2 separate regions of the Homo sapiens genome follow, and region 1 is linked to region 2. A link is an interaction called in ENCODE POLR2A ChIA-PET data of the cell type or tissue named here. Cell type or tissue: CD4-positive, alpha-beta T cell. All regions are shown on one strand. Links, peaks and the distances in the headings refer to the core of each region. The heading gives the core; the rest is flanking DNA. Region 1 overlaps TXLNB (taxilin beta). Region 2 overlaps HECA (hdc homolog, cell cycle regulator).

Evidence for each region. Peaks named below come from ENCODE experiments on the same cell type or tissue, not always from the same donor. Only the 100,000 strongest peaks of a DNase experiment are listed, where the experiment ranks them.
Region 1: POLR2A ChIA-PET joins it to region 2 with 14 read pairs; 5 of 35 experiments call an interaction of 5 or more read pairs at or near these places.

What each region holds. Positions count from the first base shown.
Region 1 is chr6:139,246,542-139,256,523 of GRCh38, forward strand. It overlaps TXLNB (taxilin beta), which reads right to left. Exons shown (of 10, transcript NM_153235.4): 7 at 9,023-9,097; 8 at 1,276-1,368. Among named protein-coding and RNA genes, the nearest start is that of TXLNB, 40 kb to the right of the region's middle. RefSeq lists a silencer at 4,031-4,325. In CD4-positive, alpha-beta T cell, for the core only: CTCF peaks have their summits at 1,424 and 4,242; a DNase peak (open chromatin) is centred at 4,220; H3K27ac peaks cover 2,061 bases.
Region 2 is chr6:139,140,338-139,150,319 of GRCh38, forward strand. All of the region lies in intron 1 of HECA (hdc homolog, cell cycle regulator), which reads left to right. Among named protein-coding and RNA genes, the nearest start is that of HECA, 10 kb to the left of the region's middle. In CD4-positive, alpha-beta T cell, for the core only: no CTCF peak of the experiment used is centred there; a DNase peak (open chromatin) is centred at 4,508; H3K4me3 peaks cover 4,081 bases; H3K27ac peaks cover 3,064 bases.

The sequences.
Region 1 (9,982 bases), core at 1,067-9,066, 110 kb after region 2:
TAAAATCCCTTCCAAAATGTATTAATTTAACTTCACAATCTTGTGAGTTAGGCAGGGAAAGTAGTATCTGCATAGATTAAAAAAAATTAGAGGCCAGGCATGGTGGCTCATGCCTGTAATCCCAGCACTTTGAGAGGCCGTGGTGGGTGGATCACATGAGGTCAGGAGTTCGAGACCAGCCTGACCAACACGGTGAAACCCCGTCTTTACTAAAAATATAAAATTAACCGGACATGGTGGTGCATGCCTGTAATCCCAGCTACTCGGGAGGCTGAGGCAGGAGAATTGCTTGAACCCGGAAGGCAGAGGTTGCAGTGAGCCAAGATCGCACCATTGCACTCCAGCCTGGGCAACAAGAGCGAAATTCCATCTCAAAAAAAAAAAAAAAATTAGATTCAGGAAGTTAAGTGAATTGATGAGTAAGACCACTTGATGAGCAAGAACACACCAGAATTGAATTCAGGCTTCCATCTTCTCATTCAAGGCTCTGTCAGTTATATTACATTACATAAGTTAAATTCTCTTCTAAGAAGGTTCTTATAAGATGGTATTTCCTATTCTAACATTCTACTTTTGTATATTCATATAAAAGTTTTTTGGTTTTTTGTGTTTTTGTTTTGAGACAGATTCTCGCTCTGTTGCCCAGGCTAGAGTGCAGTGGCGTGATCTCACTCGCTGCAACCTCTGCCTCCCAGGTTCAAGCGATTCTCCTGCCTCACCCTCCTGAGTAGCTGGGACTACAGGCGCATGCCACCACGCCTGGCTAATTTTTGTGTTTTTAGTAGAGACAGGGTTTCACCATCTTGGCCAGGCTGGTCTCGAACTCCTGATCTTGTGATCCTCATGCCTTGGGCTCCCAAAGTGCTGGGATTACAGGCATGAACCACCACGTCTGGACAAAAGTTTTTGTTTTTTTTTTTTTAATTCTTAGAAGGTTATATTTTGAGTTCAGTATATACACCATCATGTTAAATTGCTAGCTCTGGTCTTCTTTTTTTTTTTTTTTTTTTTTTTTAAGTTATCCATGGGTTAGAAAAAGAACTATTCTTCTTCAGAGTGAAAATGAAACCTAGAATTTTTGGACTCCTGCTAAGATTAATTCACTAGATACTTACCAATTAAAAAATACAGCCCAAACCTCATTCCTACCTATAAACATTTCATTACTTTGTGAAATGCACCAAAATATCTTAGTGAGAGAAAAAGGAAACCAAAGGAAATTTGCCTGTCAAAATAGAAAATGTCAATATTTTGTTGGTGATAAGCAATACTCACTTTGTCCATTTCCTGTTTGAACGTGGCAAACACCTCGTTGCTTTTAGTTAGTGTGCTCTGGAATTCTTCAAACCTTCCTGAGTAGAGAGTGAGCTGTAAACAGAGGAAAGAGTGGATCTTTCAGAATACTTCCAGAAGAAAACATGTCATTGTTCATTATTTAAAGGAATTCTCAATATAGTATTAGTAATATGTTTAATTATTTTATTTACTACAAGATTAACCTAGGCCAGTGAGCATGATTGAAATGCTTCTTTAAAGAAAAATGGAAAAATAGTCTGGGCGCAGTGGCTCACGCCTGTAATGCCAGCACTTTGGGCGGCCAAGGCAGATGGATCACCTGAGGTCAAGAGTTTGAGACCAGGAGAATGGCGTGAACCTGGGAGGCGGAGCTTGCAGTGAGCCGAGATCGTGCCACTGTACTCCAGCCTGGGCGACAGAGCGAGACTCCGTCTCAAAAAAAAAAAAAAAAAGTTTGAGACCATTCTGGCCAACATGGTGAAACCCCGTCTCTACTAAAAATACAAAAATTAGCCGGGCATGGTGGTGGGCACCTGTAATCCCAGCTACTTGGGATGCTGAGGCAGGAGAATCGCTTGAACCCAGGAGGCAGGGGTTGCAGTGAGCAGAGATCACGCCATTACACTCCATCCTGGGCAACAAGAGCAAAACTCTGTCTCCAAAAAAAAAAAGAAAAAAATGAAAAAAGAAAATATGTTATTTCATTATATTAAAACTTTTATCAACATTGATTGAGTACTACATGCATGGACTGTATGTACAGAAGTATTTAACACATGGATCTGCATTTGAGGGACCTGCACTTCTAATGGGAAGACCATCTCAAAGACAACTTGACTATGGGACAATGGCTACATAGTCAAGTCAGTTAAGGACAGTGGGTGATCGGAGAAGGTGAGCATGGCAGGTGATCATGTGAGCCACATGTTTATGGAGAAGGTGAACCTGGAACTTGGTCTTGAAGGAAGGGAAAAAATAGACAAATGAAAAGACGTGATAAAGGCAATGTGGGCTGGACACGGACAAGGGCCATTGCCATGACACAGGTTGTACACCACTCTAGGCAGTTGCCATTTCTGTTTCAGACATCAGAGTTTTGTATGTTTATGAATATAGCATTCTAGCCAATAGCAGTTAAATGTCCCTTTTTATCAAAATCAGTTTATTACATCAGTTTTCCACAGATGGAAGTAATGAGTCTTGAAAAAGAGATGCCTTTTTCTAATTTGCAGAGAAGCATTGTATGGGTTAGCATTTGCCAAGTGTATGGCTCACCATGGAGATATAGCGAGGAGCATTTGTATCGCCAAGTCCTTAATTCAAGTGCTTGCATTCGGGGTGGAAATGGGGCAACACAGGGAAGGAGAGTGTGTAAATACTTGATCAGTGATATAATGACAGTGATAAAATAATAAAATCTTGTCTTTGAAAATAATATTAGGGTAGCATGTTTTGAATAAGAGAGGATTTAGTATGGATGATTCAGATTGGTCAAGCCTCAATTTTCAAATGAATCTTTGGTACTCTTGAGTGTCCAGAATAGTCCCAAGTCTTCAAATGGGTATAACATTTTCATACAACATAGTTTTTTGTATGAAGAAGCAGACTTGCAGCATCCGTCAATAAACAAGGGCCCTGGCTGCACTGGATAGACCAGGAAGGCTGGGTTATCAGCTGGAAGGAAGGCACCGACCGGTGTTATCAGTGAGACTGTCTTTTTTAAAGTACAGAAAGCACCCTGAATGAAAGCTGGCAGATTGGAGAGTTTCCAGTCTTGGGGTGTGGGTGTGAGAGGGAGTATGTATGAGTCAAACAACCCCTAGAGCCCAGAAAATTGCTTATCTAGAATGGGTTTTCCCCAATAATTTGGAGTAGTAGAGATTTTACTGCAGTAGACAGCAATAACATAAATCATTTCGGTAGAATACAGATTATCCAAAGAAAAGCCAAATGACAGCTGATTATCATTTTGAATTCTCTCATTAGTACTGTATGTGACAGAACCGAAATTTGTTTCTCATGATTCCTTGACACACAGATTAAAGAAGACAGAGTAAAGGGGCATCAAGGAATTCATGGCCAAGAAGGGGCTCTAGGGTTTTACACACACAGAGAGACACACACACTCTGTCTCTCACACACACACGCATGGTGCATAAGACAATGTTTACTGTGGTTTTTTTTTTCTTTCTTTTAAGAGACAGTCTGATTCTGTCACCCAGGCTGGAGTGCAATTGTGTGATCCTAGCTCACTGCAGCCTCAACCTCCTGGGCTTAAGGGATCCTCCTGCATCAGCCTCCAGAGTTGCTAGGACTACAGGCACATGCCCCATGTCTGGCTTTTTTTTTTTTTTTTTTTTAACACAGGCTGGTCTCAAACGCCTGGCTTCAAGCAATCCTCCTGCCTCAACATCCCAAAGTGTTGGGATTACAGGCATGAGCCACTGTACCCAGCCAATCATGTGCAATGCACTCTGACATATTCTGTTCAACTGTGTTTTTTCTTTCTTTCTTTCTTTCTTTTTTTTTTTTTTTTTTCAAAATACTGGCTGGAATCCACTGTGGGCCAGAATTAATTTCAGGGCCCACAAATGGGTCAGACCTCTTGGTCTGAGACACTGTGCCCTAGGGTTAGCTCCTGGGGACTGGCTACCTATCCTGTACATCATCCATTGGCCTAGGGTGGGAACAACTACCCCCAGCAGATCCTGGTCACCTTCTATCACAAAATCTTTTCATTTGTATTCTCAGCCCGGCCTCTTTTGTTAACTTTTTTCCTTAATTTCTCCCCATTCTTTTTCCAACTTATCAGTAACTCTAGCAGAGTTACATAGAGGCCTCAGACACTGTGGTCTCCTCAGCTGGTCCTCCCGATCCCTCTTGCAGCCCTGTAGTTGCAGGCTGCAGACAGACGGGGCAGGAGTGAGCACATGTCTGGTCCATCTCACAGATGCAGCCTTGCTGGAATCAGCAAGAACAACCACCCCCAGGACTTCAGCCTCAACATGAGCTAACAGGCATTAAAAGCCCTCAGGTTTGATTGTCTTCACTTAACTGGGTAAGGCTGTCACCATGTCTTACTTTTCCATGTGTACCTGTTATATTTTTTCATTATGTCTCAAAGTAAAGGCTTTAAAAAAGAAAAAGGCAGAATGTTCTTTGTGGTGTATTAATTGGGCAGATTTTGTTTCCTTTTCTTATGTTTTCTTGTTGCTGGCTCATGAGCATGGAGAAGACAGACACACCCAGAGTTCTGAGAAGTAGTGTCTTGATTCATCACCAGCTCTTCTGTGCTTTTTCTAGTTATGGTTTTCATTTTTGCTTTCTATTAAAAAAATTAATTGTAGTAAAATACACATAGCACAAAAGTTACCATCCTAACCATTTTTAAGTGTATAGTTCAGAATTGCTAAGTATATTTCCAGTGTGGTGCAACCAATCTCTGGAACTTTTTCCATCTTGCAAAATGGAAACTTTATACACATTAAACAACAATTCCCTATTTCTTCCTTCCAGTGACCAGTCTAACATTTTGCTTTTCTTCCTATTTGACCTCTCTGTCTGGTGGCAAAAACTATGGATTTCTCAGATAACTCTAACACTCTCCTACTTACTAAATGTTTGTGCTTCTTGTTTACTAAATGGATATTTGTTTGGTAGCGTCTTCCCTCTCACTATCGTGCTGACAGGATACATGTTTGGTTTCATGTGTCATATTCCCAGTCTCACTTTGGTATTTCACAGAGCCAGGGAAGGACATCCAGAGGTCATGCACAGCATTTCCCCTGCCAGAGGCAGAAATAGAAACAAACTCTTCTATGATTAGAACAACAACAAAAATTGCCTCAATATTTCACTTTTAAATGGGCCAAGTGACAAACACAGTCTTTTCACTGAGCACCAAATTTTAATTACAGACACTCATAGACATGGGAAACAACTGTGTCCAGGAATCATCTTGGTGAACCTGTGAGATTTGGTTTGGGAGTTAAGTCCTATGACAAGAACAGGTGCAGCAGTGCTCTCCTCTCACCCTGTAGAGGTATGGGGAGGACTTCAGACTTTAAAGACTCTGATTACATGCTTTCCACAATTTACCCACTCATCTTTCCCCTTGGGTAGTATTTTGCGTCCACATCAGATATTGCTGACTTCCCACATCTGCTACTGTCTTCATCCTTGTTGATCCAATGAACACTCGATTTTGTAGTGACAATTGTATCCCATTGATCATCTCTGACATTTATTCTGTTGCCTTGGCTTGTATAATTGAAAGCCAGACATCGCTTCCCTAAGTGAGAAGCCTGCCCCCAATTGGCCAGCAGTTGTCTTATGACTGAAAAGTGACTTCTCTAGGAAAATAACACAATCTGTCCTTGATAATTCTGTTGCCCAGACCTTAGAAATGGGGCCTTGGCCTTGGCCTCCTGCTACTCCCACCCCTTTAAAGGCAGCGTAAAACCAAAGGAAGTGTTGGAGTGTTATGCAAAAGAATCTGTGATAGAGTTTGTTTTCAAAGTTTAGAAGTTTTAGAAATATAATGTTGATACTTTTTAATGAGGAGCTTGTTTAAACATGATTACGCATAGGGATTCAGGACCTCTATTTTATTCTTGAGGCTTAAGTAATTATTGGAATTTCAAAGGTAACTTGGAGACAAAAAAGAAAGACAAAGGAGGGTTCTTGCAATTAGTGAGGCTGCCTGCACTGTGGAACACTGCAGGCAATGGACAAGGCGGGGTCAACTTAGCTTAGGGCCACACTTCTTCAGCTCTGGAAGTTCTCTATGCTCATGAACTACAGCTGAATAGCATCTTGAGATCATCTTTTCCAGCGGTTCTTCAACTTTTTTGCAACTTAAGACTCCTGTTGGGCCGGGCGCAGTGGCTCACGCCTGGAATCCCAGCACTTTGGGAGGCCGAGGTGGGCTGATCACGAGGCCAGGAGATCAAGACCATCCTGGCTAACACGGTGAAACCCTGTCTCTACTAAAAATACAAAAAATTAGCCGGGTGTGGTGGCAGGTGCCTGTAGTCCCGGCTACTCGGGAGGCTGAGGCAGGAGAATGGCGTGAACCCCGGGAGGTGGAGCTTGCAGTGAGCTGACATCATGCCACTGCACTCCAGCCTGGGCAACAGAGTGAGACACCGTCTCAAAAACAAACAAAAAACTCCTGTTGTCTCATATTTCCTTCTCATATTTCCATATTTCCTTATATGAAATCCTTACCTATGAAATAATACTACTAGTTCATACACTAATTAATAGTCAAGCAGAGATTTTTCTCTCTCTTATTGATGATTATATCGCCAAACCTAGAACCATGCCTAGCACTTAGTAGATGCTCAGTAAATATTGGTTGAATTAATTATGCTTATTTTGGGCCAGACACTGAGCAAAATGCTTTGGATGCATGATTTGAAAACCAACTACATATATTACATATGCATTAACTGATTTTCCTTTTAAAAACTTAAACATAGGCATAATTTCCATCCACAGTTGCTGAGCAAGAGGTGAAGTAATACCAGAAACAACTACATTTTAGATAGTAGCTGCTACCTTATGTGCTGATGTTTTGGAAACGCTGAAAAGTCATAGGCCTCTCAGGGGTTGCACGACTCCAGGCTGGGGTCATTGATTCATTATAGCATTTTCATTTTGCAGACAAGGAAATTTAGTTCCATAGAGGTTTAGGTGGGTTACACAGGGTCACACAGCTTCTCGGTAAAAGAGCCAGGACTCTGACCTGGTGCCTTGACTCAGGGATGAATGAGGAACAATAGCAAATCTAGAACCCCTGGTTGATGGTTTTTTAAGTTTGAGGGGGTATAAGGGGGAAATTAGATCAAAACTTTAATATTTGTATTGTACAGGTCATTAAAGGCCTCGATTCTGATGCCAGCTGAGTGAATCACTCTGTAGCCCACAGTTTAACAATGTAATCTACTCTGCTCAAGTTGATTGTCTTCATTTTGCATGGAGGAGTAGAGATTGCATGTAGCAGATGATGTGAACAGTGCACAGCTTCAAGTATTATTTATTGTTCCCCTCAAGGCTCTGTGTGGTGAATGAGGCACAGATAGAATTAGAGGCCTTGGCTTGATTCCTTGAGGTCACACCCCCTTTCCTTCTGCTAGACAGCCAGCAGTCAGCCACCCACCCTACACCATGATGTGATGAGTTCCGTGACTGCCTAAAGGATGATCTTGAGTTTGTAACTCTGGGCCCTTTGCTTCAGACACATTATGGTTCTAACTTCTATGTATCTAGTGTATTAAGACAATTCTTCTTTATTATCAGAGAGTAGTTCATACTGGAGAAAATAATTTATTATTGCTTTGCTATATATGCATTGCAGAAATATACTTTAAGAAGGCTAGATATGAAAATGTTCCCTGTATTTTTGTCTGTGCAGTAGTATAATCTGTGATTTTAAATTTCTTATTTGCTTTTTTCTTTTACAATGAACACGATTTGTGTGTGTGTGTGTGTGTGTGTGTTTACAGTGAACAAGTACTCAGCTGTCAGCATATAAACATTTACAAATCTTAAATTAATGCTGCCCAGCTTGGAAGGTTTCTGATTTCCTTGCCTTCGGTGAATTTCTCCCTGTGACCTCACAGTCCCTTTAGCACTTGGGTGTTTCCCAGGGCAGTGGAAGTCTGTGGCCTGTGGCAGGATGGTACTCCTGGAACCCACAGGGACCATTATTTAGGACAGGCAGAGCCCCAGGTAGGGGTAAGATGGGTAGGTCTGGCTTTCTTCCAGAGTCAGCTGTGGCATAAATGTCCAGAATGGTCCCCCCTTTTTTTGAGTCTGAAATAGGAACCCCCAGAGTCTAACAGAAGCACATAAAAGTTGTCACGCAGCCAAACCAAAATGGTTCCTGACTTGCCTGACACTTGTATCCATTCACCACTGACAAGGCCAACCTCTGATGGCATAGAAACTTGAGTGGTGACTATTTTTCTCATTTTCTTTTCTTTTCTTTCTAAACAGATGGAGTCTCACTCTGTCGCCCAGGCTGGAGTGCAGTGATGTGATCTCGGCTCACTGCAGCCTCCGCCTCCTGAGTTCCAGTGACTCTCCTGCCTCAGCCTCCTGGGTAGCTGGGATTACAGGCACATGCTACCACGCCTGGCTAATGTTTATATATTTTTTAATAGAGACGGGGTTTCACCATGTTGGTCAGGCTGGTCTCGAACTCCTGACCTCAGGCGATCCGCCCGCCTGGGCCTCCCAAAGTGCTGACGTTACAGGTGTGAGCCACTGCGCCCGGCCTCATTTTCTTTTTATGATAAATAATATCAAGACATGAGGACATCTTAAGAATCGCCAGTCATAGATGGTGCATCTGAGCAGTTTACGTTTTCTTCTTACCTTAACAGGGCAATGAGAGGGGAAGTACGGTGGAAATAAGAAGTGCTAGATGGGAACCTGGACACTGGCTGACTCTCTTGACCACTGTACTGTCATCCATTGTCTGTCAACAAACCTTTGACTGGATGTTGCCGGCGCAGAACATTTCTTTTTCATAGATATAATATTGTGCTTTTATTTTTACTTGAAAATATGAATAAATGTGAAGTTGTTCTTCATTTCCAATTCCCATCCCCCCATCCCCTGCCACATAGGAGGACTTCTGCTGCCCACCTTTGGCCCCAGCCTTTTTATCTGGGGACAGTGAGGACAGCACCCCCATGCCTCGTCCACCTGGCCTCACCTGAGCCTGCAGGACTGTCTCTTGCTCCTTCAGCACTTTCGCCTGAAGTTTCCACTCTGCTGCCTGGTTCAGCAACTATGAGAAGAGAGAGTGTGTGGAAAGATGGTCAGATTTGCCTTTTAGATTACTATTTGGCTGTAATTTGTCTACAAAACTTAGCAACCTGCTCATTAACCTCCTTAAGTAATTTTTTGGAACTTTGAAAAGAATCTAAGAAAGCTTAAAAAACCAGGCCCAGCATGGTGGCTCATGCCTATAATCCCAGCACTTTGGGTGGCTGAGCTGGGAGGATTGCTGGAAGCCAGGAGTTTGAGAACAGCCTGGGCTATATAGGGAGACCTTGTCACTGAAAAAAAAAAAAAACCAAAATTAGTCAGGGGTGGTGGTGCATGCCCGCAGTCCCAGCAACTCGAGAGGCTGAGGCAGGAGGATCACTTGAGCCCAGGAATCCCAGGTTGCAATGAGCTATGATGGCACTGCTGCACTCTAGCCTGGGCAATAGAGTGAGACTCCATTTCTAAAAAAATAAAGAAAAAGAAAGCTAAGAAAATAATTGGTCTAAAAAAGTTGGATTCTCAACTATAAACTAGTGGTTTTAATAAAAAAAATAGTCTCTAGCTCAAGTATGAATCACAAAAAATTCAACTTCCCACCACATTCTGGAACCTTCTCTAGTAATCTTGGCCAACAATCATTCAGCCTCTGCTGGAACCTCTCCAGAACATCCCCACTTGGTGCACTTTTGTTAGCAACTGTTTCTTTTCTTTTTTCTTTTTTTTCTTTGAGACGGAGTTTCTCTTTTGTCGCCCAGGCTGGAATGCAGTGGTGTGACCTCAGCTCCCTGCAACCTCCGCCTCCTGGGTTCAAGCAATTTTCCTGCCTCAGCCTTCTCAGTAACTGGAATTACAGACACCTGCCACCATGCCCAGCTAATTTTTGTATTTTTACTAGAGACGGGGT
Region 2 (9,982 bases), core at 691-8,690:
AGTTTTTTGGGTCTCAAGAACTATTTGCCTTTGGATGTTGTCTTTTGAAATCCACCTTTTTAGTGGAGATTGGCAGAAAATATTGCCTCATGCATCAAAGATTCTTCCTGTACACTTCGTGTATTAAAGTGAAGAGCTCTTCTGTGCGCCGTTCATGGTGCTCTATGCGCAGTCTCGTCTTTCTCTCATTCTTTACTTGTTAGAGGATCTGTGATCTGTCCTTAAGTTCTAGAAACTAAACCTTCAATGTCAATTTTCCTGTAAGTCCAAGAATATATTTCATTCCATGGAGAATTGAAAACGGGAGATAAAACGGGAAAATCTCTTGCAGCTTAATCCTCCTATGAGTTTACTTCAGGCTTTTAGCTATGAATAATTTAAAGAACTTGAAGGTACCAGAAGAGATTCTTTACAGAAAAAAATCTGTCCTAACTGATTTTGATCAGCAACTCTTTGGCATTTTTGTTTTTTGAGATGGAGTCTCGCTCTGTCACCCAGGCTGGAGTGCAGTGGCACTATCTCGGCTCACTGCAAGCTCCACCTCCCAGGTTCACACTATTCTCCTACCTCAGCCTCCGGAGTAGCTGGGACTACAGGCACCCGCCACAATGCCCGGCTAATTTTTTGTATTTTTAGTAGAGACAGGGTTTCTCCGTGTTAGCCAGGATGGTCTTGATCTCCTGACATCGAGATCCGCCCACCTCGGCCTCCCAAAGTGCTGAGATTACAGGCGTGAGCCAGCGCGCCCGGCCCTCTTTGGCATTTTTAAGGGCTTTATTTATTTGAAAATATTGTGTTATTTTATTATTTTACCAGTAATGAAATAAGCATCTTAGAAAAGAAGCTTTCTTTGCCTTTCTGGTTAAACACATAATTCCACCACTTAAGAGATCAACATTATTAATATTTTGATATATGTTCTTGCAGCCTTAAATTTTTTTTCTCACAAAACTTTTAAAAGTACATATATAGTTTCTGCAAAAAGAAGATCATATATTTTATAATCTGATTTTTACACATAGAATAGTTTGTGGACATTTTAGCAGAGCAGTAAATATACAGGTGCATCATCATATGTCTGCACCTTGGAAATTTGATCATTCCACTATTGTTTACCTTTAGGTTCTTATTTATATATTTCTGGGCATTTGTCCACTTAATTACTTCATGTGTTAATTTGTTTCTGCTGCCACAACAAAATACCTCAGTGTGGATAATTTATAAACAATAGAAATTTATTTCTCACAGTTCTAGAAGCTGGGAAGTCCAAGGTCACAGCCAGCAGATTCTGTAGTTGGTGAGAATCACAGCATCCTCACATGGCAGAGAAGGTGAAAGGGATGAACTTGTTCCTTCAAGCACTTTTATGAGGGATCTAATCCCGTTCATGAGAGCCCTCATGGCCTAAACACCTTCTTTTTTTTTTTTTTTTTTGAGACAGAGTCTCACTATGTCACCAGGCTAGAGTGTAGTGGCTTGATCTCAGCTCACTGCATCCTCCACCTCCCAGGTTCAAGCGATTCTCCTGCCTCAGCCTCCCTAGTAGCTGGGACTACAGGCACATGCCACCATGCCCAGCTAATTTTTTTTTTTTTTTTTTTTTTTTGGACATGGAGTGTCGCTCTGTCGCCCAGGCTGGAGTGCAGTGGTGTGATCTCGTCTCACTGCAAGCTCCACCTCCTGGGTTCACGCCATTCTCCTGCCTCAGCCTCCCGAGTAGCTGGGACTACAGGCACCCGCCACCACACCCGGCTAATTTTTTGTATTTTTAGTAGAGACAGGGTTTCACCACGTTAGTCAGGATGGTCTCGATCTCTTGACCTTGTGATCCACTCGCCTTGACCTCCCAAAGTGCTGGGATTACAGGTGTGAGCCACTGCACCTGACCATGGCCTAAACACCTTCTAAAGGCTCCACCTCATAATACTGTTGCACTGGGGATTAAGTTTCAGCATGAATCTTGGAGGGACACAAACATTCAAACCACAGCATGTACTTAGGAAAAATTCTTCCTGTGGACTTGCTATATCCAAGGATTATGCATATTCTCGTGACTTTTAATACATGCTGACAGATTGCCCTATTGAAAGGTTGTACCAGTTTGACATTGCTGTGGTCAGAGTGCTTTTCCCCATGGTCTCATCATTCCCTGGTTGTTTTAAAGGCATGCTGGAGAATTGCTCAGCAAATTCTCCAAAATGTCTCAGCAACTGGAGGGCCCCATTTGCATCCGGAATTTGGAGCAGATGCTGTCGTACATAGGGGGACTTTCCAAGGCTGGATGTATTTCTGTTTTTAAAACAGAGATTTTAAAAAGTAGTAATGGTGGCCAGGCAATGGTGGCTCACGACTGTAATCCCAGCACTTTTGGAGGCCGAGACGGGCGGATCATGAGGTCAGGAGTTCAAGACCAGCCTGACCAACATGCTGAAACCCTGTTTCTCTACTAAAAATACAAAAATTAGCTGGGCATGGTGGCGGGCTCCTGTAATCTCAGCTACTCAGGAGGCTGAGGCAGGAGAATCACTTGAACCCAGGAGGCGGAGGTTGCAGTGAGCTGAGATCGCGCCATTGCACTCCAGCCTGGCGACAGAATGAGACTCCGTCTCAAAAACAAAAGTAATAATGGTAGATGATATTTTAGTAACTGGTGATAGAGTTAGTGAAGATGAAAGCATAGACCTTTGAAATTCTGTCTGTATTATGATTCTAATCTTACAAAGTAAGATCTGGAGTTTTTAAAGCTTTAGTGAAAAAAGACTGGGTACTTCAGGCTTGGGTGTAAAGCTAGGTGCTATAACTTACGCTATAGCAGAGTGACTTTGGGGCAGGTTATTTAACCTTTCTCAGCCTCTGTTTTCTAAATGCAATCCTTTAGGGTGTTTTTTTGAAGGAAAACAGTATATGTGAAAGACGTTGGCACAGGGCCTGGCAGATATGAGCCCTGTCAACAACAGCTTTGTAAATTTTGTGGTTTGTTCAACCTTATCCAACTAAAAAACTTGTTAAGCCATTGTGATGTTAAGAACAGACACTGAGAGACATTAATGTGGAAAAAGACTATAGTACCGTGCAAGTTTTTATTCAAGCACTGCTTTGACTCAAAATGATTATCTACTCTTCCCCCATCTTCTCTTTCTTATCATAGTTTACTGGGAAAAAATCAGATGATTTAGCTAAAAATAAGCAAACAAAAAGCAACATGTAAAAATGGGTACATCTTCCTTATATAGAAATAAACGCTGCCAGGCGTGGTGGCTCACACCTGTAATCCCAGCACTTTGGGAGGCTGAGGCAGGCAGATCACAAGGTCAGGAGATCGAGACCACCCTGGCCAACATGGTGAAACCCCATCTCTACTAAGAATAGAATAATTAGCTGGATGTGGTGGCACGTGCCTGTAATCCCAGCTACTCGGGAGGCTGAGGCAGGAGAATCGCTTGAACCCAGGAGATGGAGATTGCAGTGAGCCGAGATTGCGCCACTGCACTCCAGTCTGGTGACAGAGCGAGACTCTGTCTCAAAAAAAAAAAAAAAAAAAGAAAGAAAGAAATGCAAGTAAGTTATTCCATGTATTAAACAAGGGCAGCTGTGAAAGAGCAGGAGCATATGTGGCAAAATATTGGGTTAAATATAAGTATTGGATTTGAAGATGGAGAAGTCAAATGAGTATGTGGAGTTGTGTAGCTGAAAGGAGGTGAGGAGCCCAGGATGTACTTTGGGGGATCAGCCAGGGCTTAGTGTTACTGAGAATTAAACACAGGATCCTTCCCTCTCTCCAGGCAACTACTGGATTCATTAGATCCTCATTCATTCATTAGATCCTCATTCATTAGATCCTAATTCATTGTTTATATACTCATCCATTTACTACATATTTATTATGCACCTACTATCTCCTATGACTGAGAAGTACAATGTTAAATTATACTTGGGGGGATCAGAATCCATACCATCAAGGGCTCACTGTGAAGCTGGCAGAGAGACATGGAAACAACAGGAGCCATGATAATGTACTGTGGATAGCCAGTGGGGAAAATGATGTTTCCTGGAGGAGGGGACATTTGAGCTGAGTCTTGCAGGAAGAGAGACAGTGAATTCTAAAGGTAGAGGAAGGATGTTCCAAACAGAGGGAAGTGAAAAAGGGCCTTGAGTTCTGGTTGCTCCAGGAGTTTGATGTAGCCGGTGTCAGGTGCCGTGGTAGGACTGGAGGCTGGAAAGGGGGCTGGGTCAGACAGTCAAAGCTGGATGTTTGTAGCCAGTGGAGAACCGCCCACCTAGGTTTATAAACAAGGACATGGTCAGCTGAATTTGAAAAGGGGGTAATCACAGGTTGTTGACAAGTTTGTAAAATTATATATTTTAACAGAATGAGTATCTTTTAATATAACTAATAAAGGATTGGAGGTGGAGCCTGCCATGGACCCTCAATTGTGGTTTTTCAATGAAGCAGAGGGCACATGGCACATGCTGCTTTTCTGCCCAGGATGACAGTGTTGCAGGATCCAAGACTGCTGTATGGAAAGCCTATCTTAATTGTGGGCAGCAGCAGCCCAGTGCTTTCTGAGCCATGTGAGGTTACTAATTGAGGTTAACATCAGAGAACTAGATGCCAGTGGGAGGGATTGGGACCATTTGAGCAAGTAAGATTTTCTCTAGAGGCAGGGGCTTGTCCCTATGGTTTATTTTTCGTACCTAGGTAGAAAGTGTATATCTCTGTGCCAAGTTGTACTAATTATCTTGGTTTGTCATTTTATTTTTGTCAACATCTTACCAGTTTTTAAAACAATAAACTCTGGTGAGGGGAAATGCTATTTTGTACAGAGTGACTGTGTGTTTTAATTTTGTATATTTCAGAAAGCTTCCAGTTTTCAGTGGTTAGCGAAATAGCAACTTGCTTTATTTAATCAACAGGATGTTTTAGCTTAATTGTACTTGAGAGCTTTTTATAAACTAGCAAAAAGTCAGTAGCATTTCTAATACTTTAAAATGTTACAATTTTTCAGACAAATTACTTTTGCTAAATTGTACAGATGAGGATAATACTTGAAAAGTCTAAGAGTGAGAAACAAGAAAGATACTAAGAGGAAGCTTAAAGAAAAGTGAGGAAAAAGGAAGATGAAGTGTTCAATGTAGTCATATAATTGCTTAGATAGCATTTAATGAGAAAGTTAGCATTGTTCTCATATATACACGTAATATAGTGTATTTCATAGATTTAAATAGTCAAGGAGGAAAAACTTTCTCTACTCTCTTAGGCTTAGTGATTGAGGGTCTGCAAATTAAATTGACAAGAGACAGATTGCAAGATAAAAGACATTTAATCATAGAAGAATGTGAGCCAAAGGAATGGTTAGAAGTAGGGGCTTGTATGTTATTTTAATAGGGGAAGGGGAGGGGAGAAAAGGGAACTTATGGGAAAACAAAGGACTTTTTGGAAAGATAAGTGGGCGTTTAGGAGAATAGATGAAAGATGCGATAGTTTGGTGGTAATATCAGCTTGGTGTGGTGTGAAGACTTTTCATCTCTGGTGATGAGTCGCTCTTCCTTGGTTGCTCTTGGGGAGGGGATTTATGTTAATTGAATTCTTTTTGAGAGCCTCTGCTTTTAGGCCAGTAAGAGATTTCAGGAACTTAATCACTTTCAGCTCTTTAATTTTTATGCCACAGTGGCATATTCTGGACCCCCTCACAATATATTGCCACTCAAATCATATTACCTCCCCTCCCCTACCAAGAACAATTACAGATAGTCGGATAGGAAAAGATGGTCCAGGTGTCACAATTCACATTTCTTTTTATTTCATTTTATTGGAAATTCATTAAAAATAGAATGCCTTAAGATTTATTCCTTCATAACACGTGATCAAGAGGATGAATTCAGACAAAAGTTAGTAAGGTATCAAATTGCTCCGGTAAGTTAAGCAGCTACTTGCCACATTGAAAATGTATATTTTTCTCTAGGGGTAAGCATAGGTTTGATTATACTTTAGATCATGTCCCTTCAAGTTATAAAGTCATCTCAGTAGAGTCTTTGGACACTAATGTTGAAACTGAGTCACAGGCTTTGTTTTCGCTTTATAAATGAGCACTCCTGAGTGTGATGCTTATTTCAGTGTAATATTTAGTATAACACAACTTCTTATTAAGGTAACACACTAGTTGTTATGCCTAACACAGCTCAGTAGGCAGAAGTCGAAACAGAAATGTACAGAATCAAGTTCTGGCTATTTTTGATTGGCAGCGGGTACAATCTGTAATCTGAGAGCGGGAGCCTGAGATGGCTGGTGATAGGTGTCAGTGAACAGACACGGAGAGCCCAGAACAGTGCTGCCAGAAGCCATGAAGAGGGCCTGGCATTGAAAAATAAGTGCCTGCTGTGGTGGAGGCAGAAGTGTACATGCCTGAAAACATAGGGAAGCTCAAAGAATTCTTCCAAATGGCTTCCAGCTCCTTGGATCCGTTCTTACTGGGCAGTGCCTACATGTCACAGTGACTTTCTTTACCTCGGTAATGATACAGTTCCACTGTGTTAGGCATATAGTTTTAGTAGTGAAGGTGATGTGCTGTAGTGCAGAAGCAAATTAGGCAAGACTCCTGGGTGATTGGTGTGTTGGGTCTGTAGAACTTACGGAAAGGAGAAGCAGCCATTCCTAGTGACAGGAAAAGTGAAGTTGCCACAGCTCCCCTTTTTGAGTGTTTAGTAGGAGTCAGGTGTGACACCTGCAGTCTGCAGTCTACATTTGAGTATGAGGACACTAAGCTTCAGAGATGGCCTTCCCTTCTTGCAGAAAAGGCTTGGCTGTAGGGAAGTGTGCCTGACCCCCATGCTTTATAGTTGGAATCTTGTTGATGTTGGGTCCATCTTGACTCACACACATACGTACATAAATAATGAAAAACTGTATGCAGATTTTTAAAGGAGAGGACTGAAATTCAGTGTAAAAACACCAATATGGTTTTTATACTGAATAAGGACATTTACATTACTTTTAAAAGGTCTTATGGGTCGGGCGTAGTGGCTCATGCCTGTAATCCCAGCACTTTAGGAGGCTGAGGTGGGTGAAACACTTGAGTCCAGGAGTTCGAAACCAGCCTGGGCAACATGACAAAACCCCACCTCTGCAAAAATACAAAAATTAGCCGGATGTGGTGATGTGTGCCTGTAGTCCCAGCTACTCGGGAGGCTGAGGTGGGAGGATCGCTTGAGCCCAGGAGGAAAGGCTTGCAGTGAGCTGCATCTAGCCTGGGTGACAGAACGAGATGCTGTCTAAAAAAAGAAAAAAAATGCTTGTCATTCTGGTACTTGAACTGAAATTACATTTGTAAAACAAGAAAATACTTGACCCAAGGAAGCACTTTACTCACACATTGTACACGTATGTTGATCTGATCCTTCTATCACAGAAGGACTTCCTGGTCTTGGCTTGGGAGATTGTGAACATTTGAACTGGCACTTCCTGTTCTTAATGGACCAGAGTTCATAACTAGCATGTGATTATCTTTAGGGTAAAGTCCTAGCAGTAGGATCACTGGTTTGATACATATTGCCAAACTGCTCCTACAGACGAGGTTTGCCAGTTTACACCATCAGTGGTGGTGCAGTTCCTTCGCACTCTGTAATGTAAATTTCGATTACCATTTTCATCTTTGCCAATCAGATAGATGAAAAATCACATCTCATTGTCATAATATTTGCATTTTTTGGATCATCAGTGAATATCTTTTTATATTTATATTGATCATTTGTATTTTTTTCTTGTTTGTGATTTTTGTCCATTTTACTAATAGGGTATTTGTGTTCTTACTGATTTTCACAAAGTGTTTGCGTATTCAGGGTACTTTTTGACATACGCTTTCCCTAATTTATTGTTTGCCTTTCAGCCTTATTTATGGTTGTCTTTGCTGGTTAGAAATTTTACAGTTTTGTATGATTACATTAACATCCACATAGAAATAAAGGTAAAGGTAAGGGAGTGTGAGGAAAGTTGTGAAATTACTTGTAGGCAAAGCAGTTTGGGCATGGCATAAAGTTAGCAACTTTGAGTTCATTTGTATACCAGTGCACAGTAATGCTATTACATTTATGAGGTTGTGTTTACTTTTTAATTTGGAAGGCTCTGTTTCTCAGAATTGGTTGCAACCCGCCAGGTGTGGTGGCTTACGCCTGTAATCTCAGCACTTTGGGAGGCTGAGGCAGGCAGATCACTTGAGGTCAAGAGTTTGAGACCAACTTGGCCAACATGGTGAAACCCCATGTCACTACTAAAAATGCTAACATTAGCTGGGCATGGTGGCGCATGCCTCTTATCCCAGCTACTCGTGAGGCTGAGGCAGGAGAATCGCTTCAACCTGGGAGGCAGAGGTTGCAGTGAGCTGAGATCATGCCTCTAAACTCCAGCCTGGGCATTAGAGGGAGACTCTGTCTCCAAAAAAAAAAAATTGGTTGCAACTCCTGCTGCCCTCCCTTACCTCCTCTCCGAGTCTCTGGCCACTCACTGCTGTCGAGTCAATAGCTGAGCTCCAGTGCTCAATACCCGTCTCTTCTTGCACATTTCTAAAATCCCTTGTAGTTTTTTTCCAGCTATGTAGGACTTTGACACTTGTAGATAAAGACTCATTATTTACTTGTAATTGCCTCTTCTCAAGAACCAGGCTGCAAACTGAGGCCTCTTAAGGCTAAATTGCCCATAAGTTGCTTATGATAACAGACTTAAATGCTGAATCATAAGAAAGTTCTCATTTTTCTCCTTCTGGCACTTGAACTGAAATTACATGTGTATATTAATAAAATGAGAACATAGCACTCGATTGAACCAAGAGTTTATTCACACACCATGCATCATGCTGATCCAGGGAGCCTTTGTGCCTTCTCAGATGTCTGTGATTTGGAAGAGGTTTCCAAACTCATTTCTGTTCTAAACAGTGTGAGATTTGGGAGACACAGGTTATAGGTGATCTGGCTCTGCCATTTTGCAAGGCTGCCAAACCTTGCCAAGCCCAAGTTTTATCTGCAGAAAGTGAGCATGACATGATACTGTTTGTGACGAGCTCTTTTTCAAACCATAGAGCTGTTTGGAAAAGCAAATCGTTGTGCCATGATTTGGGGTTTTTAGTTTTTTCTAGGTGAGTTTTTGGTTCTCTGTTTGTAATGTGGTGCAGTGTGGCTGCTTCCCAACCAGTGATGAATGCACACACTGATTTGTTGGAAGAACCAGTGCAGATGTTGGCTTTCCCCCAGGGAGTTTGCAGTGAATGCCGGTCTTCCAAATCTGTATTCTGCTGCTTTGGGGGGAGCCTTTCGTTTCTCTGCAAGTTTGGATCTGGGAGCTCTTGCTGTGCAAATTTTGCCCAGAGAATCTGTAGTATTCATTCTCCTGCCGGTCTCAGGGCAAGCCCAGTTTTTTGAATGAGACCTTCTGGAGCTACTGCAAACAGCCTTTCTGACCCCACAGTGAGGAGAAACTGAGGCAACCGAAGCCTTGAGGAGGGTTCTTTCACCAGTGTGAGCATAGCTGACTTTGGGATTCTTTTGTTGTGATCTGTGGATCAATCCTGTCCCTGAGCTCTCCTGATTTTGTTATAACAGCAGAGTCCACTTAGATTTTAACCATTTGATCAGCAGAGCCTTGTTTTTGGCCTGTTGTGCTGCATGATTTACAGTGTGCATCTGGATTTGTAATTATGCCTCACATAGTTTATATTTTGATTCACTTCAGGCTTTTCTGCTTTCTCCTCTTTACCTGCCTCTAGGGCCATATGGAGTGGAAGTTTGCATGTTGTTGTAAAAGCATTTTGAAATGTTCATCAGACTTTCATGGTTTCCTTACTTCCCTTTTAGGTTTTGCATTTTAAATTAGGTTATAGAATTGTGAATTTACCAAACTATATTGTGGATTTTATTCAAACAGTTTCTGTGGGTATGAAATACTGGTCATGTGTATGTATCAATATTTTATATGGAATCATTATATTTCTTGGGG